3 separate regions of the Homo sapiens genome follow, and regions 2 and 3 are each linked to region 1. A link is an interaction called in ENCODE POLR2A ChIA-PET data of the cell type or tissue named here. Cell type or tissue: OCI-LY7. All regions are shown on one strand. Each heading gives the region's core, and the rest is flanking DNA. Links, peaks and the distances in the headings are about the cores only. Region 1 overlaps SEL1L3 (SEL1L family member 3). Region 2 has its middle 56 kb from the start of SMIM20. Region 3 overlaps STIM2 (stromal interaction molecule 2).

The links. ChIA-PET counts read pairs that join two places held together with the same protein. Peaks named below come from ENCODE experiments on the same cell type or tissue, not always from the same donor. Only the 100,000 strongest peaks of a DNase experiment are listed, where the experiment ranks them.
Region 2: POLR2A ChIA-PET joins it to region 1 with 8 read pairs; 1 of 35 experiments calls an interaction of 5 or more read pairs at or near these places.
Region 3: POLR2A ChIA-PET joins it to region 1 with 5 read pairs; 1 of 35 experiments calls an interaction of 5 or more read pairs at or near these places.

The regions. Positions count from the first base shown.
Region 1 is chr4:25,838,285-25,846,487 of GRCh38, reverse strand. The region is part of intron 2 of SEL1L3 (SEL1L family member 3); the gene reads left to right. Among named protein-coding and RNA genes, the nearest start is that of SEL1L3, 21 kb to the left of the region's middle. RefSeq lists a silencer at 287-581 and an enhancer at 2,187-2,955. In OCI-LY7, for the core only: CTCF peaks have their summits at 3,950 and 4,151 (motif pointing left); a DNase peak (open chromatin) is centred at 4,047; H3K27ac peaks cover 664 bases.
Region 2 is chr4:25,965,901-25,974,103 of GRCh38, reverse strand. No RefSeq gene overlaps it. Among named protein-coding and RNA genes, the nearest start is that of SMIM20, 56 kb to the right of the region's middle. In OCI-LY7, for the core only: no CTCF peak of the experiment used is centred there; DNase peaks (open chromatin) are centred at 3,813 and 5,403; H3K4me3 peaks cover 645 bases.
Region 3 is chr4:26,996,935-27,000,934 of GRCh38, reverse strand. STIM2 (stromal interaction molecule 2) reads right to left here. Exons shown (of 12, transcript NM_020860.4): 5 at 1,588-1,703. Among named protein-coding and RNA genes, the nearest start is that of STIM2, 140 kb to the right of the region's middle. In OCI-LY7, for the core only: no CTCF peak of the experiment used is centred there; no DNase peak of the experiment used is centred there; H3K27ac peaks cover 2,235 bases.

The sequences.
Region 1 (8,203 bases), core at 2,017-6,016:
GTAACCTTGGAAGTCTCTGAGCCTCAGTTTTCCTATCTGTAAAATGGGGATAACAAGCAGTTCCTTCAGAGCAGTGCTGTGAGGACTAAATGAGATGTGATTGCTCAGCACATCATCAGCACTCAGTGAGAAGCTGTGATGATGATAGAGTCCACACTCTGCATTTTATCCTAAATGCCACATGGTCACAGCCTCAGCAGGACCAATCCCGGAGGCTCCAAGGCCCTTCTGCAGCCTCCCTTAAGCCGTGGGGCTGGAGATCTCAGGCATGTGCTGAGAGGCGGCACTCTGAAGTTCTCTCCATTGGTGCAAGGAGCGCCTTGCTCTGTGGATGCCGAGTGCCTGCCAGCTCTTCTTCTGCCCCCTCAGTGGGGAGCCCTCCCCACACATGCGCCCAGTTGTTTCCTCAACTGTGGCCCTAGGACCACCTGTGACAGAATCACAAATGCTTGTTGCAAATGCAAATTCCTAGGCCCAGTCCTTCATCTACTTAGTCAGGATCTGCGGGGGTGGGGGAAGGCTTGGAATCGGCATTTTAAACACCTTCCTCACGACTCTAATGCACCCTAAAACTTGAGAACCTGTGGGCCAGGGACAGAGCTGGTTGGACTTAGGATTGCTATGGTTCCCGTGTCCCGACCCCCAGCCAGGCTTGGCAGGCAGAGGACATCCATGGATTTGTGGCAACAGACCCTTCCACAGGAAGTGCCTGACATTTCATCAACAGGATGGGTTTGGGACAAGGTGACTTAAGGACATGCACTCTAAGTTTTTCCTTTAGTGATCAATTTCTTGTCATCTCTGGGATGTGATTTCTGTTGGGCTATCTTTGGGGGAAATAATGACTGTGGCGATTTCTTGGTACTGTCCCAAAACAGCTCTGCATATAATGAAAACTGAAAGGACCTGTGTCACCATACATGATAGTTGGTCAGAAGCCACTTACCCTAGAACTGGCACATTTGATATTTTTCAAAACTTTTTCTTGTTTTGAGACAGGGTTTCACTCTGTTACCCAAGCTGGAGTGCAGTGGCACGATCATAACTCACTATAGCCTCAACATCCTGGGCTCAAACAATCCTCCCACCTCAGCCTCCTGAGTAGCGGGGACCATGGGCATGTACCACCACACCCAGTTTATTTTTTTATTTTTTTGTAGAGATGGGGTCTTCCTATGTTGCCCAGGCTGGTCTTGAACTCCTAGGCTCAAGCAGTCCTCCCACCTTGGCCTTCCAAAGTGCTGAATTAAAACTATTTTGAAATAAGTATAGATTCACAGAAAGTTGCAAAGGGTACAGGGTCCCTGTGTATCCTCACCCCCGCTTCCTCATTTTCCATAACTACAGTGCAAAATCAAAATTGGGGAAGTAATGCTGATCTAATACTGTTAACTGGACTCCAGACCTTACTCAGATTTTACCACTTTTTACAGGGGGTCCTGTGTTTGTGTAGATCTATACAATTTTAACCTACATTTTAATAACCCTGTCTGTCTGGTTTATTCTGCATTTGTGCAGTGCTTTAAATGAAAAGATGTCTAGAAGATGAAAGTAAATTCCCTTTCTGTGTGTGTGCACATAGTGGGGAGGGTGGGATGGGTAGTTAAATGTCTGAAAGCAGTCAAGTCAATCATTTTGATGATCAGTGTGCCTCCCTCTTCCAGGCAGAGCCCCATGCAGGCATCTGTCTGGAATACCTTCCACAGGGCCACCTAATTTGTTAAGGGGAAGATAGCGTGGGGCACACACAGCCACAATTTGCTGTACCTCCGACTTTGTCAGGGATTAATGATTCCATTTCATATTTGACAAATCATGTATTTCTGATTGAAGAATGACTGAATTGCAAGCTGGAAGTTTCCAAATGAAATCATTTAACGAACTGGCTCAGTTCTTAGGGCACCTGAATATGCCCTTAAAATGTGAAACGTCTTTTCCTTCTTTTGTTGTTTCTTCTCATATTCACAAGGCTTAGGAACAGCACAGTGGGATTTTTCTCCTCACCTGCTTCAGAGCATTACCTTAGGAGTGAGAATTAAACCATAACGCAGAGAAAACCCTTTCCCAAGAGTTAAAGTCACTGAAAATGGTGGGGAGCTCCATGCACCCTCAAAATAAGCTCTGATTACAAGGCTGTGATTTGTTTACCGAAAAAGGGGCACACATTCTTCCTTCTCCAAAAGACAGATCACAAGAGGGTCTGCAGCAGTCCCATGGAAAACATCCATGACCTTTGTTCTGGATCTGGGCTGTGGGGATAGAAGGGGGCCAAGCCTCTGGTTTGTTCTTAGCAGGGGCTTCTTGATGAACAAGAATCAAGTCAGAACAAGATGGCATTAGTGAGGCTCCGAGCTGAGCCACAGGGGGCCTGTCATGTATGGTCCCTGTCTCAGCCAGCACTGATGTGGGGTTTCAGGGAAGGTTTTCTGTGTCAAGTGCCTGGTGTCCTACGATGGCCCTGCCTCTGAACTGAAGTACTCCCTGACTTGCTTTCATTTTCCTTTTCATGTATAAAAAGAGTCAAAGTCCCTGTGCCCGGGCGTTCTGGAAGTGTGCTTGGAGGGCCTCCATCGCTGGCTTTGCCAAGGCTCCCGAGGCGAGGGCCACGTGTGTCCAGACACGGCTCTCAGCAGCTTATCTCCTTTGCCAGGCCAGACCCGGCCAGGCCATGAGGCTGATTTTTGGTGGAGACGCAGCAGACGTTTACCCAGCCCTGCAGGGAAAACCTAACCCAGATGAGAAGTCGGTAGCCATTGGGAACACGTGTGTGCCACGACTCGGCCACATGCCCCCGGTGCACGTGTTACTGCTGCATTCTGGGTGTGGGGGGCATATGTAGCCATAGGCAGACTGTGGATCTACCTAATGTGGCTTATTTCCTTGAGGGAGGGGACTGGGCGTTTCTGTTGTCCCTCCCAAATCACATGTGTGCCTGACTCACGCTGGAGTCACAGAAAGAAAGGAATCAGCCATGCAGGCCAGTGACTTGGGCCCCAGACCTGGGGACCCACCTGGACTTCTCTTCCTGTCATACTCTATTTTGAGAGTCACCTAGTGCTGGCTGTATGTGTCACATATTCAGTCCCTTCTTGCATTTCTCACCACGTGGAGTGCCGTCATCCTGGTCTAAGCCGTCATCCTCCTGTCTGGACTCCTGGCACTGCCTGCAAGTGGCCACCCAGTTTTGCCCGTCGTACCCTCCTCACCCCCCACCAGCAGCCAGTGCAAGGTGATTGCATCACTGCCTGATTAAGCCCCCCAGTTCCTCCCATAATCCACTGATCCCAGTTAAGATCAACCCATGCCCCTTACTCTGTGGGAATCTGTCCCTGTCCCCTTGCAGCCTTGTGTCCCACCACGCACACCCTTCCCCACTGCTTCCAGCCACAGGGGCCCGCTTGCTTCTCCTGGAGCATACCAAGTTCATTCTCACTTTGGGACATCTGTGTGACTGCTCCCTCCACCTAAGATGCTCTTCTCCCAGATCACCACATGGCCACTTCCTTACCTCACCTACCCCTCTGCTCCAATGCCATCTCCTTATCTAAGACAGCAGGCCCACCCCCACCGCCCTGCCTGTCATTGTCCACCTTCATTTTCCTTCCTGGCCTGATCACCACTGGACAGTTTCAGTAAATATCTTTAGTTGCCTATGTGCCTATTTCCTGGCCCACACTGGAGCACAAGCTCCATGAGGCCAGGGGACTTGTTTGCTTTGTTCTGATGCTGATCATAGGCCCCTGCACTCATGACTACTTGTTGATTGAATGAATGCTCTTAACCAAGAGGGAAGGACAGTTTGTGAACATCACACACTGATACCCTTGCAGGGCTGTGTTGCCACATGAGGGAGGGTGTGGGGGTGGAGGTGGCAGTGCTCCTTCCCTAGGGCCACTGCACACACTCCACAGCTTCCCAGACAAACCCACCAGGGCTGCGCTAGTTAAGGCTGCAGGCTCCTCCTGTTCAGGGATTCTCCTTTGCAGCCACAGGTAAGCTCAGCTTCCCCTTTGTGGTTTAAGTCTTTGATTCCCCACCCCTATGTCTTTGCTAAAGCAGTTTCTTTTCCTTAGAATAGCTCCTGTTCCGCCCCGACTCCCCCTGCCCACGAAGCAACACCGCCCCCCACTGCCACTTTCCATGTCTGCTTGGCAAAATCATGCCCCTATTTCAACAGCCTGCTCAAATTTCTAACACTTTTCTAGCCCCCACCCTGAAGTTTTGTTGAGTTTTTTTTTTTTTAATTTCCACAACCAGAAATTAACTTCATAAATGCTGGCCATCAGAATGCTGTGTTGGTACTGCTCCTATGACACGTATCATGATTCATTCAATTAAACAAAGATTGACTGAGCACCTACTATGTATCAATTTCTTTACTGAGTGTGGAGGCTTAAAGATGAGGACAAAGCCACCCTCTTTAACATGGCTACCAATAGTTACAGTCACTTACTGCTACTGAACATTTGCTATGTGCCAGGCACTGTCAAAGTGCTTTATGTGGTTTACGTGGTTATCTAATTTTTTTGAGACAGGGTCTTGCTCTGTCACCCAGGCTGGAGTGCAGTGGCGCGATCTCAGCTCACTGCACCCTCCGCCTCCCAGGTTCATGCGATTCTCCTGCCTCAGCCTCCCGAGTAGCTGGTGTTACAGACACGTGCCACCACACCCAGCTAATTTTTGTATTTTCAGTAGAGATGGTGTTTCGCTATGTTGGCCAGGCTGGTCTCAAACTCCTGTCCTCAAGTGATCTGCCTGCATCGGCCCCCAAAGTGCAGGGATTACAAAGTGCTGGGTGAACTACAGCGCCTGGCCCGCTGTTATTTAATTTAATATGCCCAATATTCCACCAAGGAGAAAACAGAAAACTGACTCAGAGAGATAGAGTAGTTTGTCTAAGTTTGCACAGCTATTAATGAAGATGCTGGAGTTTGAACCTGGATAGTTTGGTTCCCAAACCCCACACTTATTCATTAGGCTAAACTACCAGGTGATGTCATGAAGCTATTTATTTATTTTAAGTCATTCATTCACTGAAAAAAAGTTCCTGAGCAATCTGTGTGTGTTAAGCACTTTGTGTGGCTTCTTCAGAGGAGGTGACATTTTGACAGAGACTTGAAGGATGTGTAGAGTTTTCATGGATCAAAAAGGAGGGGCTGGGTGCAGTGGCTCACGCCTGTGATCCCAGCACTTTGGGAGGCTGAGGCAGGCAGATCACTTGAGGCCAGGAGTTAGAGACCAGCCTAGCCAACATGGTGAAAGCCCATCTCTACTAAAAATACAGAAAATTAGCCAGGCATGGTGGCATGCATCTGTGGTCCCAGCTACTTGGGGGGCTGAGGTGGGAGAATTGCTTGAATTCAGGAGATGGAGGCTGCAGTGAGCCAAAATGGTGCCACTGCACTCCAGCCTGGGTGACAGAGCAAGACTCTGTCTCAAAAAAAGAGAAGAAGAAGGAAAAAAAAAAAAGGAATGAAAGAAGGACATTGAGCTTTCAGGCAGAGGGGAAGGCATAAGCTGTGGCACACAAAGGAGAAAATTCCGGATTGGGAAATGGTGATAAGCCTTTGTTCCTTGACGGGAAAGATGGCAACAAGGGCTTCATCTCACAGGCTAGCTTGTGTTGCTTGGGGGTGGCTGCCTAGAGCATGGTGTTGAGTAGGATTCTGAGGATGAGTCTGCACTTACTGAGAAAGAGTGCCATGTCCATCAGTTACTGTCTGCCATGGAGTGGAAATGTGGACTAGCAGCACACTTGCTGTGGTTTATTTTCCAAGGTATAATCTCAGGTGTGACATGGGCAATTCAAGAAGTAAGACTGGATAAGCAGTTTAGGAACACTCTTGGAAGGTTCTTAAATGCCCTAATGTTTAGCTTTATGAACACTTCTCTGATCTTCCCTCTTAAATAAGAAACTCTGGGGCAACATGGCAGTTTTCTTCTTCTCCACTCTTTTCGTTTCAAAAATGCATTCTCATCTTCAGATCCAATGGACTGGAAGTATGATTTTTTATAACAAAATTTCATTACAACAAAATGATTGAAAGTTAAGTCAAGTGTTGGAACCAGCCTTGACTTGTCTTTGTGAAAAAAAATGGTTTATGCAGCAGGACTATTCAAGTCAATGTCATGATAGTACTTTTAGTAGTTATAAACTATATATTTGGCATTAAAAAAAACAGACCTAGTTCCTTTTTTTCCAGTTAATCATGGTAGTCTGAATTTTTCAGTAATAACACTAATTAATGCCTAGCATCTACATTCCCCTTTATGATTTTTCGAAACACTTTTTTCACACACATTGTCTCATTTAATCCTCATAATAGTACCATGGGAAAGACAGTATTATTCTCAACCTTTCTTTAACAAAGAGGAAAACCGAGGCTCAGGGAGTTTGTTTAACTGGAGTCCAGACTTCCTGATTCTTTTGACTTTGCTATGCCGCCTCTCTGAAATATGCTAATACAGTCCTAACCCAGGTTCTAAATTAGAAAGAATACTTTTTTTAAAGTTGAATTTTTATCGATGTGAATCATCCTGTTTTCTTCACCCACTGGACTTTGTGTCTTTGAAGCGGATTGGGCAGACTTGGAGGCCGAGGGTGGGGAGGCCTTGGGATGTAGCTGGCTCCTTCTATATGCCTGCCCGGAAGTGCTCAGAGCTTTTGTTCTTTTCTTTCGTAGACGAAAAAGTAATACGTGTACACGGTAACAATAAAAAAATTTAAATAGCGTGAAAAGGTTTAGGGGAACGAGTAAGTTTCCACACCCCTCCCCCTCGAATCTTCTGGTCCTTTTCCCAGAAGTAAATTCATTAGCAACAGTTTCTTGTGTTTCCTTCTAGAAATGTTCTCTGCACATACAAGCGTTAAGTTGTGTCCCGTTTTCTTCCTGCACAAATGAGAGGATTCTAGAAACAGACCTGCGCTCATTAACAATACAGTAGATTTTTCTGTACCAGGACATGCTGCCGACCTCATTCTTTTCAACAGCTCCTTAGCGTTGCATCGCCTGACAGACCGTAATTTATTTAACCTATCTTTTGCTGATGATCATGCTGTTGCTTTTAACCACAAGGCTTCACTGAACATCCCTGTACATGTATCTCTGTGCACACTCATAAGCATGTTTGGAGGATAAATTACTAGGAGTAGAACTGGTTTTATTCTTAAGATTCCTGCCATCGAATGTTCCACAGACTTCCTTAGGAACCTGCTTCACTGCCTAGTATCCTTTCTGGAGGAAGTTCTGACCTAAATCATATCTGCTAGAAAATCGAGTTTTTATTCTCAGACTTTGGCTTTAAAGAAAATTAAACACCTTATTGGCCACTGGCTTTTGAATGTCCTGTGTTTGGAAAGCATTATTGAGCTGCCTGTGCTCTGGCTTTATTTCTCCAGGTTGAGAAATCTTCGCTTCTTTCCCCGCAGATTTTGCTTACAGACTTGTAGTCATTGTGATTCCTTGCATTGAGACCATCTTCAGCTTCTCTGAAGGTGGGCTGATGATCTCAGTGGCTTCATTGCTGTGTGTTCGAAGCACATCTGGAGTGGGGTTTTGTTACACAGAAGTGTTACCTTTGTTACGTGGAAGTGTTACCTTTTCCCAAGCAAGGGATCTGTGTCAGGGTTCTGATCACTCAGCTGAACCAGAGAATGGGCTACATAATCGTCCCTTAACCCCACCTGACCCAGGGATGAGATTTAACATATTTAACAACCAGTGAGGGGTGGGGGCCTCGGTGAACTCCAGTGGGTGCTAGCCTTAGTGCTGAAGCCGGCTCCAGAGGCCGCTGTTGGGCCAGGCTCTAACTTGAAGGAGGGGCCAGGGTGGGTGGCGGGGCCTTGGAGGTTCAAGGTGACATCAATTATCAAACCAAAATAGAAATATTTCAGTGTTTTAGCAACCAGTATATCCGCACAGGTCATGCCCACTGAATATCAGCCGAGGTTCTCTCTGGGAGGACTTGTGAGAAGAAAAGCCCATTGGTTTGCAGTGGGGAGGCCAGGTTTGAGTCATATTAGAGCTTCTTCTAGCTATGAAATCTTCAATAAGACACTCACACTTTTCTTGTCTCCAAATGGAGGGGTTTGCACCATATAATATCTGTTGCCTCTTCTTGCTCTAAAATTTGAGGAAATAATACAAGCAAAACAGCAAAGGGTTCCTAACATCAACTGTTTTCCTGGCATTCTATGTTTATG
Region 2 (8,203 bases), core at 2,227-6,226, 130 kb before region 1:
ACTTTCTGTTGTTACAGCAGCCCTAAGGCACTAGTACAGGTGACATGTATTGCTCTTCTGAAGAGCAGGGTGTCTACAGCGGCAGAGGTCTGGGTCCTGGCACGTGCCCTTTAGGATTCCAATATCCTTAGGGGCCTGCTGGTGCTGACAGTTCCAGAACCATAAGACAGAATTCCTGCGGGCCAGTTTGGAAGCAGAGACAGGAAACTGGAAGAGCCCTTAGCCTGTGCTTGGGCTTAAAGCCCTTTAGCTTGTGGCTTTAACTCTGAAACTTCTAGAGGGCATCTTGCAGGTCAGTGTGAGGTACAGAAGTTGTCACAAGCTTCCTGGCTCAAAGAAAGTGAGACTTCACGAACTTTTCTGGACATCACACCAGCACTTATGAAGTTATCTTGTTAAGCACAGATGAAATCAGAAATACAGGCATTCACCATCACTTAAACAAAGCTCAGATTGTAGAGTGCGAGGAAGAATCGGTGGGATCTGGCCAGGATTTGGTCCTACGTGCCAGAGGACTGACACAAGACAGGGAACAGATTCCACGGGCCCCTGGCAGCCTCCCACCTCTCAATAAAAATATCAGTACTGGCGAAAATAAAACCGCACAGGCAGACGCAATATCATTTCCCCATGGACATTCAGAATTATTGCATCTTATGGGTGGAAGGGACTTTAAAAGCCAACCTGTATCTTACAGCTGTTGAAAGCAAGGGCTTTGGAGGAAGACTGATCTGGGGTTGCATCCTGGCTCCTTGACTCTAGGGAATGACAGCTCTAAGTTTTGTGCCTTTGGGCTTGTTTCCTTTTCCGTAAAACAGGACAAGGCACTAATATTCTGGGCTCTAAAAGTGCTTATAAAATGCTTAGCATAGTTGCTGACTTATCACAAATACTGAGAAAGTGGTAGGTCTTATGAGGATTGTTGTCATTTCATCCAACTCCATAGCAATGCTGGCTTCCCCTTTGTAAAGGGGATCCTGCCTATATTCAAATGTTGCCAGCCATGGCTCTCTGAACACCTCTACTTAGAACCTCCTTTGCTGCAGGAAGATGATTCCTTGTAAAGAAGCTTCCCTTGGATGAAATTGCCCACTAAGTTTGCAGCACTGTTAAATGATTAGGGGCATGGGCCCTAGCCCTACATTCAAATCCCAGCTCTTTCACTTAGGAAGCTTGATGTCCTTGAGCAAATTACTTAGCCTTTCCGGTAACTAATGGTCACAATGGTTCTATCACTCAACCTTTCAGTGCCTCAGTGTCTTAAGCTGGCAGATAATGATGATGATGGTAGTACCTACCCCATTTAGTTGTCATAAAGTTTGAATTAGGGAACATATATAAGGCATTTAGAAGAAAGCCTGACATACAGCAGGTACTCAATAACTAGGTATTATTGATGTAACTTCCATCCCTCGATTTGATCTTATTATGTCCCCCCCAAGATTTGTTTTCAATTTCAATAAACTGCATCTGAATTAGGCCAGAGACCATCAGATCACCAGCCCCAGCCCTGGAATTGGGATGGCTTCATGGACATGTGACCTGTGCCCTTGACCAGGGCCCCGTGCTCAAGGGCCCACTCTTGCTTTAATCCTCTTCAGTCTCCATCTTGAAGTTCTTAATAATTTTTGAGTAAGGTGGCCCACAATCTCATTTTACACTGGCCTCAAAAATTCTATAACTGGCCCTCCCTGGAATACTGGTATCGCTGGTTTCTTGCCTTCATGCGTGAGCAGGGTTAGGAAGCAGGGGCTGCCTCAGCAGAGCTTTGTTCTCCTCGTAGCTCTTCCACTCCGTGCAGCAGGTTGGTAATCTTGGGGCTCCATTGTTCGGGTAACCCCCTCCCTTTTCTCCCACCCACCTTTCTTCTCCTTGTCCCCTGGTTTCCACCCTTCCTTCCAACTCTTGCTGCTTCTGCTTGGTAGCCAAGCTCAGAGGTGTTTGCCCTGCTCCAGACCCAGGGCCTGGGCCACCAGAGGGGTTCACCTCCTTCTTCTGGCTTGCCTCTCTCCTTCCCCTGGTGATGGTGGAAATCTTTTTGCTGGCTTGCAATGGTGAGAATGACACTGTCTTTGAAGGAATGGGAACTCATAAAAGTTATAGAGTAAGATTTCCAGTTTCTTGGCCTAGAGGTGGGGTGTAAGGGTTAGCAGAGGGTTCCTGATGAGAGCTGCTTGAGTGAAGGATCAGCGGGCATGGGGCTTTGCTCTCAGTCACCAAGGGAATAAGAATAATCTGTTCTCATGCATCAAACAGGAGAGTTTGCTCCCCATCTTTTCCATGAGGACAACTCTCCAGGATGACATTCTCTCCTTCTCTAGTGTCTAACATAAAACGGCATTAGTTCTTAGCAGACACAGCCACCACCGGGAATTGTTTGGTCCTGCTTGCTGCTTAAGAAAATCTGCAGGAGAAAGGAAGTAGATTCAAGATGAAACAAGGCAGTGTGTTCTTTAAGATGCAGAAAAAGCGCTAAGGGACTTATGTTTGGAGAAGACTCTTGTCCCACCAAATGGAAGAAAGATGCCAGGAAGATAAAGCACAAGCGGCCTGCCGCGATGCAGAGCTGGAAACACTTCACTGGCTGGCAGGATGAGAAAAGGGGTCATCCGGAGCTCTGCCTGTGCCATGGGGGCATCCCTGGGGCTGGGGCTCAGCCAAGATTGCCTCAGTAAAAAGGGGGAAATGAGGCCTTGGAATTCCTTTCATGCTGCTTGACTGCCAGGCCCCCAGGGTTCTTGCAATCAGGCACAGAGCCCGAGACTCCTAAGAACTGCAGATAGGGCACTGGGATAATCCTCCTTCCATTTCACAATGAGTGAACTGGCTCTCAGCTGGAAGAACTGCTTCCCAAGGCACACTCTGGGCCTGACTCCTTTAATCACCATGGAGGCAAAGTCTCCTTCAGGTTCCCCTGGTAACCAGACTCCTCACGTGGGCTCCAGGCTAGCCCTGAGGGCATCTCCAAGTGACTGCCCACTGGAAGGGCAGGGCTGTCCCAGACTCCTGGTCTTGCTCCAGCCACCAGAATCTGCTCCATGGACTGAGAGCCTGGAGGTCTGAAGCAGAGTCTCAGCGGCTAGTGACAGTCTCCAAAGCCCAGCGCACTTCACCAACATAGGCCCCAGTGGCAGGAAGACCTGATGTTGTGGGAATGTTTACTCAGCCACCTCAGAGAGTCAGAAAGGCAGCTGTTCTAACCGCACCATGTCCCGGGATGTGAAACTGGGACTTGATCCAGAGGAGGCTGGTGGGGCAGTTACCTTCCCCAAGGTCAAGCCTTGGGCTAGGGCTATTAAGTTGGCAGGCTCATCCTGGGGCTCAGGAATGCCATGGAGACTTCACCCTGCAGGGCTGATGGGTGGAGAAGGAAAACCCCAGCTCCTGACAGGCATTGGGGTGGTGGCAAGAAGAGACCGGGCTTGGTTAAAGGCACACAACTTGAGTCTTGGCGTTGCCACCGACTCCCTGGCTGAGTGTGGATGGGCCACTTCCCCTCTCTCAGCCTGGTTTTTGAGGGGCTGGAGGAGCTGGAGCAGCTTCCTAAGGGAGCTTCCAGCTCCGGTTTTTGATGATTTGAGTTTCCGGTGTCCTGAGCTGCAGATGGCATGTGGGGAATGAGGAAGCTGTAGAGAGCTGACTGGTGATTTCCCCGGAGAGTCTACGGCTGTTGGGGAAGCTCCCACTACCACAGACAGCCCGGGCCCCACTTGGCAGCCCTGGGCCTCGGATCAACTGAAATGTGTAGGGGGAAGCGAGATGAGCTCATTAGATCCACCTGTGCAAATCAGCGCCTTTCACAGCTGAGTGTCCTGGGGAGGGGAGGGTTGAGAAGGCAGCTCAGCCAGGCAGGAAGCCCCGCATCGGAAGACGAGGCTGACACCAAAATGAGGATGGTAGAAGCATATTTAATGACACGGAAAAATGTTCAGTGGTAGGTTAAAAAAAATGCAGGTTATAAAAAGCAGCATATGTAGGACAATCCTCTTTATGGGGAAGAAATATTTCCCTCTAAAGTAGACACACACACGCACACGCACACACACACACACACACACAAGAAAAGGCCCTAAAATTCAAGGAGTGATTATCTCGGGGTGCTGGGATTTCCTGTGGCTTTTATTTTCTTCCTTTGTGCTTTTCTGTATTTTCCAAGGTTTTGTAATGATTCAAAAAAGACTTTTTTCACAGAATGCTTGGCGTATTAACCTGCCAAATACACTGGCCTCACGGACACTTCCTTTTCCCGGGGAAGGTCCTGCCCACAGCTCTACTGAGGGTCCAGTCCTTAGGCGGCCAAGTCTTAATTTATGCACAACCATAGCAGCTTCGAAATTTCAGTATTGGAGAGACTTAAGAAGACAATCTGATTGCAAAGGAGAAATTGAAGTTATATTTAAAATAAAGTTAAGACAATGTCAATTGTCCATATGAAGGAATAGGAGACAGGCTACAGCTTCCCCACTCTTCTCCTTGGGGTCGGCCATTAAACCTTCCGCTATGCTCCTGCCCCATCTCCCTTCTGATTGGACAGGGGGTGATCAGCTGACCCGAGTGCAGCCAATCCACCCAGGAGCCTGTGCCTTATGCAAAAAAAGATGGCCGGGTCATTAAATTCATCCCTGGCGGATTTGAACTGAGAAATTAGGCAAGTGCCAGACAGTTAGCAGTGGGAATAGTAAATGAAGGGCTGTAGGGAGAGACAGCAGGAGCAGAGAGCCATGAGGAGATACAGATGGTGTGCATCATGGAACAGTAGAAATAATTACTAAAATGACTAAATAAAAAGCATGAAAAAGGCAGAGATATGAGATTTTTTTCCTCCAGACGGAATCTTGCTCTGTTGCCCAGAGCTAAGAAATTCTACAACAGCTTCCCAGGCATGGGTTAAGAAGACCTAGAAAACTCCTATGCCTGTTTAACATCAACTCCACCATTATGGCTTCATTGGACAACCATTATTGAGTTTACACTATGCTAGACACTATACCCAAGAGATATCTCAGTGGAGTGCAGGGGCGGATCTCAGCTCACTGCAAGCTCTGCCTCCCCGGTTCAAGCAATTCTCTTGCCTCAGCCTCTCGAGTAGCTGGGATTACAGGCACATGCCACCATGCCCGGCTAATTTTTGTATTTTTAGTAGAAACGGGGTTTCACCGTATTGGCCAGGCTGATACTCCTGACCTCAGGTGATCCACCCGCCTGGGCCTCCCAAAGTGCTGGGATTACAGGCATGAGCCACCACGCCCGGCTGAGATTTTTTAAAAGGATATAGAGATTAGAGGAAAGGATAAGTCAAATGGTAACAAGAAGAGCACAGAACAAAAGTGAAAGAGACCAGGGTGGCCCCGTTTCTTCATTTGAGTTCCCTCAGGAGCAGACTCTGAGACAACAATTTCCGTGCAAGTGGTTTATTTGGGAAGTGGTCTCAGGAAACTGCAGAAGAGGACTTGGGGAAGTGATACCAGGAAGGGAAGGCAGCCAGTAAGTGGTGCATTACTGAGCCAGCCACAGAAGGCAGTGACTGGAGCTTAACCCAGGGGGAAACTGTGTCATATGCATACCTCAGAACTCTCCCCAGCCAGGAGGTGAGGGAGTTAGGATATTTATATAGCAACTCCTGAGAGTCTGGTTGAGGACTGCTCCCATAGCACTTGATTCCCTGGAATTCAAACCCTGTGCTTGTGGAAAGAGCTGCCTTCCACGGCTCCAGGAAAAAATTCCCTAGACACAGAGATGCAGATATACTGGCAGCTGCAATGATCAGAAGCACACGGAAAGCTCTGAGGAATACAGATGAGGCTCTGGAAATGTCTGCCTCATCAAGAGAGAGGACCCATACACAGATAGATGGATCCTACAGTCCATTTGAGATGGTGAGAGAGTGCTAGCCCCTGAGCACTTTCTTTTTTACAGCTTCTTGGTTCTTCAGCTTCATACAGTATGTCCCCAAGACTTGAGCCAAGTGGAGGGACCCCAACTAAGATGAAGAACCTGGGAAGAGGCACCCCTCTTCCCTAGGACTCCACACCCTCCCCAGCCTCCCACAGGGAAAGAACTGTTCTATATTATCTAGGGTCACAAGCCATAAAAGATTGTCACCTTGGATTGATTCTTTTTTTTTTAAATAGAGTTGAGGTCTTGCTCTGTTGCCCAGGCTGGTCTTGAACTCCTGGACTCAAGCAGTCTTCCTGCCTCGGCCTCCCAAAGTGCTGGGATTATAGGCATTGACGGATTCTTAATACAGATTTTAGATTCTCATATAGACCCCTAACATTCCCTCCCCTAATACCCAATGACCATGCTAAGAAATTCTACAACAGCTTCCCAGGCATGGGTTAAGAAGACCCAGAAAACTCCTATGTCTGTTTATCATCAACTCCACCATTATGGCTTCATTGGACAAACATCATTGAGTTTACACTATGCTAGACACTATACCTAAGAGACATCTCAGTCTGGAAGGAAGCGGACACATACATTAAGAATTTCCTCAGAATGCGGCAAATGTTAAAATGGAGCTGTGTTGACATGGTGGGGAGCATTAAGGCAGAACACATGAATTCAGCTTATGGGAATTCAAGAAGGCTTCACGGAAGGAGTGGCTTTTGGATCAGGTCTTGAGGGATGAGTAAATGTTTAGCAAGAGGGAAGGCTGGGGGATATAGGAAGTGAGACCCAGTCAGGCAGGAGGTATAGCCAAGCAAAAGCTCTGGGCTAGGAAAGAGTCTGGTGGCTTGGAGCACGGACAGAGACAGCAAAGGCTAAAAGAGAGGTGAGACTAGGGAGGCCCCCGCACTGGTGGTGAAGGGCTTTACATATTGAGCTGAGTGTTAACTGTATTCAGTGATTACTGAGGACCCACAGAAGGTTGTCCATGGGAACTATAAAGAGCAAAATCCCTGGAAAGGTAATCATCAGTTCTTAGAGATACTTTCCCACCAGAGCACTGAGCAAACATCATATCAAAAGTTTCTTTTCTTATATTTGCTAAGCACCTGCTATGTACATAGCACTGACTAGGCACTATGGGAATGCAAAGAGTTCTCATGCACCAATACCCAGCTAATGCCACTTAAGAATAACTGGAGAAAGGCCGGGCGTGGTGGCTAATGCCTGTAATCCCAGCACTTTGAGAGGGTGAGGTGGGCGGATCATGAGGTTAGGAGTTCGAGACCAGCCTGACCAATATGGTGAAACCCCGTCTCTACTAAAAATACAAAAATTAGCCAAGCGTGGTGGCGCGTGCCTGTAATCCCAGCTACTCAGGAGGCTGAGGCAGGAGAATCACTTGAACCTGGGAGGCAGAGGTTGCAGTGAGCTGAGATTGCACCACTGCACTCCAGCCTGGGTGACAGAGGGAGACTCTGTCTCAAAAAAAAAAAAAAAAAGAATAACTGGAGAGACAAACCCAATAGGCCTAAGATTAAAGAGTTACTGTGGTGAGGGGCAAATATATATAATTTATCTTAAGAGCTATAGGAGGAGTTTTTAGGGAGAGAACTACTCTTTGTTCAGCAGAACATTGTATAAACCATTTGTTGAATAGTGAGTTGAATAGCGTGTCCCTCAAATATACATCTTCTTGGAACGTCAGAATGTGACCTTATTTGGAAATAAAGTCTTTGCAGATGTAATCAAGTGAAGATGAGATCATACTGGATTAGGATGGGCTCTAAATCTAACAAGACTCGCATCCTAATAAGGATTAAGAGGAAGATTTGGAGACACACAGACACACCTACAGGAATAAGGCCTTGTGACCACAGAAGCAGCAATTGGAGTGATGCAATTGTAAGCCAAGGAATGACAAGGATTGCCAGCAGTCACCAGAAGGTAGGAAGAGGCAAGGAAGGATGTTTCCTTAGATTCTTCCAAGGGAGCATGGCCCTGCTGACATCTTGATTCCAGCCTTTTAGCTTCCAGGACTGAGAGAATACATTTTTGTCATTTTAAGCCACCCAGTTTGTGGTAATTTTGTTGTAGGACTCTTTCCTTAGTTCAGCTAAAGATGGGGGTCCTTGTCACACGGTCACAAAAAATTTGGCTCACAGACAATTTGAAGGGTGAGGAGGGCAGAGTTTATTGGGTGAAAAGCACCAAAAAAAAAAAAGAAAAAAAAGAAAAAAAAGAAAGGGAAACAGGCACCCTCCACAAAGCCAGAGCAAGAATCCTGCTAGTATATGCTTTCCACCTCGCAACT
Region 3 (4,000 bases), core at 1-4,000, 1.2 Mb before region 1:
TTCAGGTTCTCCTTCAACTGTGAGCCCTATTCTCTGACCATAAATAACAATAAATAGATAAATAAGGTCCTACACTCAATAATAAGCACCACAGACTGGAAAAGATTAAAAAAAAAAAAACTTTAAAATGTATCTCTGTTCATTTGACAATGCTGGTTTTTAAAATAAATCTAACATAAGTGTTCTGACTATGGGGCACATTCACTCAACCATTCTAAGACAAACATATTTAAAATCATTAACTTTTTAATTGGTTTATTTAAATATTTGTTTACAATCTTTTTTGAGACTAGTTTGATTTCTTTTCAAATGACTTGGTAATATAATTTTTGGGGCTTAGAAAGGGGTTAGTTCCAAGATTAATAAAATATGAGTATTCCTGATCAAGTTGTAAATAGAAACAAATTCTATACTTTAATTCCTATTTTTACCAACCACTCACATGAGAAAAATTGGACAGAATCCCACAGAAGACAATCCCCCAATGGATTCAGTCTGGAAGTGAGGACAAGGAAAAGGTTGGAAAGGGCATCATCTCTATGGAACGCTCGGCATTTCAGTAGTGTTCTATTTCCTAGGGTTTGTAATTTCCACCAACAGTGCATTTCCACCAGCTCTCATATGGGGAGTTCCAGCTGTTTCACCAGCTGCTCTTTTAGCCCAAGCCAAAAAAGAACCACCAGTAAAGTCATAAAATCTATTCAACCAATTCTAGTTACCCTTTTTTAGAAGGGCCATTCCCAAGATGGTATCATAGAAACCTGAAAATCTCCTAACTCCAAGAATTCAGGGAGAATAAACATTAGTTTCCTACTTTATAACTTGTGGAAGGCATTTTTCTTGTATTAATTTTGTTATACTTTTTTGACTAAAAAAAAAAAACATAATTCCTTTAAAAGGTGTACTTTTCAAACACTTTCTCCCAAAGCTTTCTGAAAAAATTGAAATTAAATAAAACAAACATATTAAATTTCTCTTCTGGGGAAAAAATATTCCTGTCAAAGTAAATAAATACAAGGTTTATTTTCTTTACAGATATTGCATAACACTTTCTCAAATGTTTCTCTTCAAAACAATCAAATAACATTTTCTACTTCTTGCTCCTGCCAGTAGAGTTTGTTAATTTATAAAGCTTCAAGTGAGTCTTTGCTTTCCATCTATACCTAAAAATCCATTTTCTTGGTGTTTAGTGAAAACTGTTAGGCTCTATTGCTTCATGCCATCAAGATGGTTAGACTATATTATTTTTTAAGAGATTCCTCAGTGAATATCCAATTATAGTAACATCAACATTAAAACTCCTCCAAAGATCCAAAGTTTTAAATCTAAAAATTCTAAATTAACAGCTAAATATAGTTTTTTATATAACTTCTTACATTAGTAACCAGCTTTGAAAATTTCACACTCATGTTTCAATGACAGAAAATCCTATCTTATAAATCTTTTAAGGTAGTATTACACTTCTTTCACAGGTAATAGATGATTCTTCTTAGAGGCCTACTATCTTATTTTTCTCTTTCCTTAAATAACACAGAGATGATCAGGATATTCTTTTACATCATCCTCTGAGTGAGAGAGAATACTAACGTGTTAGAGGTCCAAACAAAACCACATCCAATGCCTTGAGCTGAAGTTTTTGTCTGTGACTCCGGTCACTGATTTTCAACTGGGAGATCATAAATGAAGGTTCGTGCACTGCTATCCTGTTTATTTGAAAAACACACACACATATATATATATATTAAATGAAAATATTTCTAGTATACAAATTTAAATATTTGAGCAACACATTTAACACTTTACATATTATTGATGATCACTGTTGGAGCTCATCCATGTGTGATTTAATAATTTGTTACATGTTTCAAAAACCTCTTCAGTGCAAACTTAGCTGTAGAAAGACTCCTGTATGTTAATAATTTAGTAGCTACATTGAAAAAGTTTTGGTTTTCTAAGGTTACTTTCTGTTATGACTTACTATGATTTAGAAATTTATAAAGTTGAAAAAAAAATTTTTTTTTTTGAGACAGAGTCTCATTCTGTCACCCAGGCTGGAGTGCAGTGGTTCGATCTCGGCTCTCTGCAACCTCCGCCTCCCGGGTTCAAGCAATTCTCCTGCCTCAGCCTCCCAAGTAGCTGGGACTACAGGCACGTGCCACCACGCCTGGGTAATTTTTTGTATTTTTAGTAGAGATGGGGTTTCACCATGTTGGCCAGGATGGTCTCGATCTCCTGACCTCGTGATCCGCCCGCCTCAGCCTCCCAAAGTGCTGAGATTACAGGCATGAACCACCGCTCCCAGCCTAAAGTTGAAAATATTTTATAGTCATTAATTACTTCTGTCACTTATTATCCTTTCACAAAGGATAATAAAACCATAAGTAACTTAATTTAACATCTATAGCAGACTTTAAAAAACAATTAAGTTTTCAATTTAGATCATATTGATTTTCTTTAAAAGTATCAAAAAATCTATACTTTTAACATTCTAATGTTTAACTGTTTAAAAATTGAACAAAGTACATTGAAGTCACAAGTGGGAAATAAAAAGCCTTCATGGATTGAGGTAGGTAGGTAGAGGAATTTATATAATAATAAGTACTAAACCATTTTATTAGCTATGAAGAAAGCACGTAGGAGGCACAGGTAAAATAAGGAAATAAAATCACTTTATTATGGACTGTAAATACAAGCAACCCAGTACTCAACTAAGATTTCTTAACAACCAAGTATGATGCTAGTAAAGATTTCATTACACAAAGTCTAATAATAATAACAATGACAATAAACACAGGCATATAATATATGCTGGGTCCTGTACCAATGGCTTAATACTCAAGAAAACCTTATAATAGTATTTCCATTTTATAGGTGAAGATACTTGTGAGAGGTTGAGTAACTTGCCTAAGGTTACATAATTAGTAATAGGTAAGGCAAGGATTCAAACCCAAATATGTACGATTCCAAAGACTACTTTGAAACACTACATTTTGTATAGAAAGATATCAGTACTCTCTAAGTATGGAAAAATTACAGGAACTCCTATGAGGCTTCTATAAAACCTTAAAGAGCAAAGAACTGTAACATTCCCTCTCTGAAATGCCTTCCTTTATCTTCTCCACAGGTACTTTCGTATAATGCTTCCCTTACACCTTTAACATGACACTTATCAAATTGCATGAAGGCAAAGACTATGTCGTATCTCTGTATCCCCAAAGCCTAATGTAGTACTTGCCAAAAGTAGAAGCTTGATAAATGTTTGTATAATAGCTGAATGAATGTATGTAGGTATGGATGCATGAATTAATAGCAAACTATCAATAGACTAAGAAAGACAATGAGATGTAGTAAAAAAGAAAATACATAACAAAATTTTATGCGAGATTCAATATGAGTCCAGAGGTAAAAATGATTCCACCTGAGTGGGTGAGGGTGTCAGGGAAGGCCACATAGGCCTGAAAGAAATGAGGTGGTATGTGTCAGGTGAAGACAGCCTTAGTATAATGTTTGGCAGTAAGAATTACAGAGTATAGAAAACACAGCGAAAGGTTTAAGATAACCACTACAGCCAACATAAAACATAGTTTTGGCTACCTTTAGCAAATGTAAAGGGTTTTAATGTCACAGAAAAGAAACATCATAATGGACTGTTGTAGGCCAACTATCTATAGAATATGTAATACATTTTCTTATACATTCTTGTAACTAGTTCTTATGTCTACAGATACCATACAAAGAGCTCTGGAACTTACATAATAATTGAAATTAATTGATATTGCCCCTTTAAGTTGACTCATCTAATTTCCATTACTATATAATAGGGGCTTAAGGAAGAGTTTACTGTTCTCCTTTCTCCTCCACTAAAAAAGGTTCCAATGGGCTGACCTGAAAACTGAAGTTATAATGTTTTTCTATAGTAACATGTTCACTATTTAAGGAGTTGATCTTGACAAGTGTGTGATGTCACAATTTTACCAGAATTGGAAGCATCTCTGATCAT